Linked DNA regions of Homo sapiens: region 1 is linked to region 2. A link is a loop called in an ENCODE intact Hi-C map of the cell type or tissue named here. Cell type or tissue: Caco-2. All regions are shown on one strand. Each heading gives the region's core, and the rest is flanking DNA. Links, peaks and the distances in the headings are about the cores only.

Region 1 (2,913 bases), core at 104-2,603, 130 kb after region 2:
CCAACTGAGATAAAGAAACAGAATTATGTTGGAGAACAGAAATCACATTGCAATCTCAGTCTGAACCAAATCATCAAAACTAAAGGATACATTTCTGAAATACAAAACGAAGAAAGAAGAAACAGCCAAGATGGGGTCCACAAGTCTCTCCTGTCTGGGGGATAAATCTGTGGTTTGGTACCTTGGAACTCCAACTCCTCCCCATTGTTCTTCATTAGTTTCTTCCAGGCCTTCTCACATTCTTTAAATCCCTGTTTTGGCTGTCAACCTGTGCTATATTCCTGGTCTTTCAGCAGAGGGTGGAACAGTAAGTGCAGCACTTTGGAGAGCTCTTGACCTAACGCCTGAATCTAGACAAGAATCTGGGCCAATTTAGGATCATAGGACTACCATGTAGCAGGCTACAGCAATTCCTCATGATATGGAGACTACAGCAGTTTTTTTCTCTTAATCTGTTTGGCCAGCTTCCACAAGTTTCCTCCCCCCTGGGGCTCAGTATCTTGGAAGAATAATATCTGGTAAAATATATCTTCCTGCATGCCACTGCAAGAATCCTAATACATACTGTTAAGATGCAGTACAATTCACTGCTCATCCTGTGGAAAACTGACCAGGTTCAGTAAATTCTATAAGCTCCTGAATACATTTCACATGCTTTTATTTTATTTCTTTTTTAATACTCTTCCTTTCTTAATGTAGATGAAAGTTTCTGACATATCTTTAGTTTTTTCTCTCTGAAGAACTTTTAACATTTCTTTTGAGGCATGTCTACTGGTAGCAAATTCCCTCAATGTTTGTTTGTCTGAGAAAGTGTTGATTTCTCTTTCATTTTTTGAAGAATAATTTCGCAGAGTACAAAGTTCTAGGTTCATTTCTTTTTCTCCCAACATGTTAAATATTTCATTTTACCCTTTTCTTACCTATATGGCTTCTGAAGAGAAATTGGATGTAACTTTTCATATTTGCTTCTCTATACATAAGGTTTTTCCTGCACCTCTGGCTTCTTTCAAGATATTTCTGTGTCTTGATTTTCTGCCATTTACATATGACATGCTTAGGTGCAGGAATTTTTTGGTATTTTTCCTGTCTGGTGTTCCCTGAGCTTACAAGATTTGTGGTTTGATGTCTAACATTAATTTGGGGGAAATTCTAAGCCATTATTGTTTCAAATACTTTTTTCTTTTGTGTTCTCTATTTCTTCTCCTTTTGTTATTACCATTACATGTACACCTTTCATAGTTGTTCCACAGTTCTTGGATATTATGTTCTGTTTCTTTTGCTGTCTTTTTTCTCTTTGCTTTTCAGTTTTTGAAGTTTCTGTTTTAATGTAGTCAAGCTCAGTGATTTTTCTCCTCAGCTGTATTCGGTCTACTAATGAGCCATCAAAGGCATTTTTCCTTTCTGTTACAGTGTTTTTGTTCTCTAGTGTTCTTTTTTATTCTTTCTTGGAATTTCTAGATATCTGCTTACATTATTTATCTGTTCTTACATGCTATCTACTTTTGCTATTAGGGCTTTAAGCATGTTAATTATAGTCTTTTTAAATTCATGGTCTAATAGTTTCAACATCCCTGCCATATCTGGGTCTGTTTTCAATGCTTACTCTGTCTCTTCAGACTGTATTTTTTGCCGTTTAGTGTGCCTTGTCATGTTTGGTGAAATGTGGATGTGATGTACTGGGCAAAAGGAAGTCTTGTAAATAGGCCTTTAGTGTGTGGTGGGTGGTAAGATGTAGGACAGTGTTTCATAGTCCTATGGGTAGGTCTCAAGCCTTAGATGAGACAGGATGGATGTCGGGGGCTGGATTTGGGTGTCCTTTCTCCTATATGTAAGGCTAGAGCTAGCTTGATTGGGGGTATTTTCCTTCCATCAGGTCAATTAGGCTCTGATACATCCCCAGAAGATCAGGCTTTGGTAAAATACTTTATCTTGCAGTCAGAGCTTGTTAAAAAGAGCAACAGGGATATTTTCTGGGGGAAAGTGGTGGCTAGGAGGCAGGACTAACTTGCAGTTACCACTCAGATGGACAGAGCAGGATGTGGAGACCCACATAATGAACTTTTGCTCCAGGAACTACTGCAAGAATGTACCAGAAAAGCCAAAAGAATCCACAGACCCTTTGAAGGAGGTGGATTGCCATTGCAGGTTCTGTGGGACAGCTGAGGAACTGTGAGTCTGCTTGCTTTATCAGCTGGGAGGCTTGTAGCCTGGGGCAGGTTCTCAGGCCTGCTCACTTGCTGCCTGGAAGTAAACTCAGTGCTGTTTGTGGAGCATGGTGAGAGTGAGACTGGTCTCTCTAGCTCTGGGCTGCACAGGAACTGAGTGAGGCCTGTGGTTCCTGGCTTTCCTCCACTTCCCTGGCAACTTGTGTGACACAACAGAGGCAGCCATAATCCCCTTGGGAACACAACTCTGTTGGCCTAGGAACCATACTCCCATCTGTCATGGCAGCTGCAGCAAGCCTCACCCAAGGAGAGTCTGGCTGGAGGCCAAACAACACAAAACCAGCACACTTAACAAAAATATAACCAATGACCCTTGCAGAGTCCACTTAACTCCCCTCCACCAGAGCAGGTGCTGGTATCCACAGCTGAGAGACCTGAAGATGGATCACATCACAGGACTCCTTGCAGACATTCTCCAGTACCAGCCCAGAGCCTGGTAGGTCTGTTGGGTGGCTAGACCAGTATTCTAAGTGAAGTAACTCGGAAATGGAAAACCAAACATCATCTGTTCTCACTCATCAGTAGGAGCTAAGCTATGAGAACACAAAGGTATAAAAATGATACAATGGACTTTGGGGACTTGGGGGAAAGGGTGGGTGAGGGTTGGGATAAAAGACTACACATTGGGTACAGTGTACACTGCTTAGGTGATGGCTGCACCAGAATCTCAGAAATCACCACGGAAAAC
Region 2 (2,913 bases), core at 259-2,758:
TCATTCTAGGTATCCAAGGCCCTGGTATTCCCTGTCCACACAGATTTTCTTCCAAGCCCTGTATAGATGTCTTTCTCAGATTTGTCCTGTAGAGGGTACCTGTACCTCTGGTGCATGTGTCCCCCAGCCCTGAGGGTGGCTCAAGTTTGGCTGTTTATAGATAGAAGCAGTGATTGAAGCTTGGATGAGAGGCGGGAGTGGTCATACATAGGCTGGCACATGAGCAATTTTGAGAGCTTAAAGAATCCTTAAACTTGAAGTTTGGCCTTCTGAGTCATTTGAAGCTATATTTGCCAAAGTAGTATAAGAAAAGATTATTTAGGAGTTTGCCTGATTCATGAATAACGTGTACCTATTTAGACATAAAAGCACGTGGGCCTCCATGGTTCTCTTTCCCTGTGAATGATAGGATACACCTGATATTCAGAATACTTAGTGGGGAGAGGGGTGGAATAATATAGCAGAATAGAAGACTCCATGGATCATTCCCTCCCACAAGGACAACAATTTAACAACTATCTACGCACAAAAAAAAAAACCTCATAAGAACCAAAAATCAGGTAAGCACTCACAGTACCTTGTTTTAACTTCATATTGCTGAAAGAGGCACTGAAGAGACAGAAAAAACAGTCTTGAATTGCTGACATCCCCCATCCCCCACCATCTAGCAGTGAGGTGAGGTGTGGAAAGCATTTCTGTGCACTGGGGGAGGGAGGGTGCAGCAATTGTGAGGCATTGGACTTAGTGCTGTCCTGTTACAGCAAAGAGGAAAACCGGAACAAACTCAGCTGACATCTGCCCACTGATGGAACATTTAAACCAGCCCTAGCCACAGAGGAATCACTGATCCCAGCAGTCAGAACTTGGGTTCTTGCAAGCCACACCACCATGAGCTAAAATACTCTGGGGCCCCAGATAAGCTTGAAAGGCAGTGTAGGCCACAGGGACTGCAACTTCTAGGTGAGTCCTGGGCCCAGAGCCAGTGGCCTGGGGGGACACATAAGCTACTGAGACAACAGCTGGGGTGGCTAAGGAAGTGCTGGCATCACCCCTCCCCTAACTGCTGGCTGCACAGCTCACCCACTCGAAAAGAGACCCCTTCATTTTGCTTGAGGGGAGGAGAGGGAAGAGTGGGGAGGACTTTGTCTTGCATCTTGGATACCAGCTCAGCTAGAGCAGAATAGGGTACCAGGCAGAGTCATGAGGCCCCTTTTCCAGGCCCTAGCTACTGGACAACATTTCTAGACACACTCTGGGCCAGGAGGGAACCCACTGCCTTGAAGAGAAGAACTCAGTCCTTGCAGTATTCATCACCTGCTAACTGAAGAGCCTTTGGGCCCTGGATAACCAACAGCCATACCCAGGTACTATGTTGAGGGCCTTGGGTGAGCCTTGGACTTGCTGGCTTCAGGTGAGACTCAGTACATTACCAGTTGGGGGAGCTATAGGGCAAGACTCCTTCTGCTTGAGAAAAGCAGAGGGAAAAGTAAAGGGGACTTTGTCTTGCACCTTAGGTACCAGCTCAGCCACAGGTGCTTAGAGCAGCAAGCAGGCTCTTGGACTCCCTGATTCTAGGACTTGACTATTGGATGGCATTTCTGGACCTGCTCTGGGTCAGAGGGAAGCCCAGTGCCCTGAAAGGTGAGTCCCAGGCTAGGCAGCATTCACCACGGGCTGACTAAAGAGCCTTGGGGCCTTATGGGAACATTGGCAGTAGTCTGGCAGTACTCCTTGTTGCCAGGGGTGGCAATGGCCACCACAGTGGGGCAAGGCTCCTCTGCTTTTGGAAAGAGGAGGAAAGAGTAGGAAGGACTGCATCTTGTGGTTTGAGTGCCAGCTCAGCTGCAGCACAATAGAACGCTTGATAGATTTCTAAGGTTTTTGACTCTGGTCCCTGGCTCCTGGATAGCCCCTCTGGACCTGTCTGGAGCTTGAGGGGAACTTGCCATCCTGAAAAGAAGGACACAGGCCTGGGTGACTTTGGCACCTGCTGATTGCAGAGCCCCAGGGCCTTGGCAGAACCTAGGCAGTAGCCAGGGAGTGGTTACAGGTCTTGGGCAAAACTCAGTGCAGTCCTAATGGTGGTGGCCACAGGGGTGCTAGTGTCACTCTATGCCAAGCTTCACGTGGCTCAGAACAGAGAGAAAGCCTCTGTTTGTTTGGGAGAAACTAAGAGAAAAGAACAAGTCTTTGCCTGGTAATCCAGGCAGATTCTACCGGATCTTGTTCAAGACCATCAAGGTGGTACCTCAATGGGTCTGCAAGAACCACAGTGTTACTGGGCTTGAGGTACCCCCTAAAGCAGATATAGCTTAGATCATAACACCCAAGTCCTTTAGACTATCTGAAAAGTCTTACCAAGAATGACAGGTGAAAACAAGCCCAGACTGTGACGATTACAATTAATACCTAACTCTTTAATGCCCAGACACAGATGAACATCAAGTATCAAGGCAACCCAGAAAAACATGACCTCACCAAATAAACTAAATAAATCACCAGGGAACAATCCTGGAGAAACAAAGATATGTGACCTTTCAGACAGAGAATTCAAAATAGCTGTTTTGAGGAAACTCAAATTCAAGATAACAGAAGAAATTTAGAAATTATCAGATACATTTACCAAAGAGATTGAAATAATTAAAAAGAATCAAGCAGAAATTCTGGAGCTGAAAAATGCAGTTGACATGTTGAAGAATATATCAGAGTCCTTTAATAGCAGAATTGACTAAGCAGAAGAAAGAATCAGTGAGCTTAAAGACTAATTCTATTATTTGCAAATAGTGAACTATTTGAAAATACACAGAAGAGACAAAAGGAAAAAAATATAAAGCACACCTACAGGATCTAGAAAATAGCTTCAAAAGGGCAAATCTAAGAGTTATTGGTCCTAAAGAAGGAGTAGAGAAAGAG

What was found. A loop is a pair of places that touch in the nucleus more often than their neighbours do. Peaks named below come from ENCODE experiments on the same cell type or tissue, not always from the same donor. Only the 100,000 strongest peaks of a DNase experiment are listed, where the experiment ranks them.
Region 1: it touches region 2 in a loop (2.1-fold over the local background); 8 of 110 quality-filtered maps call a loop at or near these places.

Annotation. Positions count from the first base shown.
Region 1 is chr5:9,903,386-9,906,298 of GRCh38, reverse strand. It overlaps LINC02112 (long intergenic non-protein coding RNA 2112), which reads left to right and starts at 2,475. Exons shown (of 13, transcript NR_027112.2): 1 at 2,475-2,774. It also overlaps a transcript of TAS2R1 not described here. In Caco-2, for the core only: no CTCF peak of the experiment used is centred there; no DNase peak of the experiment used is centred there.
Region 2 is chr5:10,029,199-10,032,111 of GRCh38, reverse strand. No RefSeq gene overlaps it. Among named protein-coding and RNA genes, the nearest start is that of LINC02112, 130 kb to the right of the region's middle. In Caco-2, for the core only: no CTCF peak of the experiment used is centred there; a DNase peak (open chromatin) is centred at 1,441.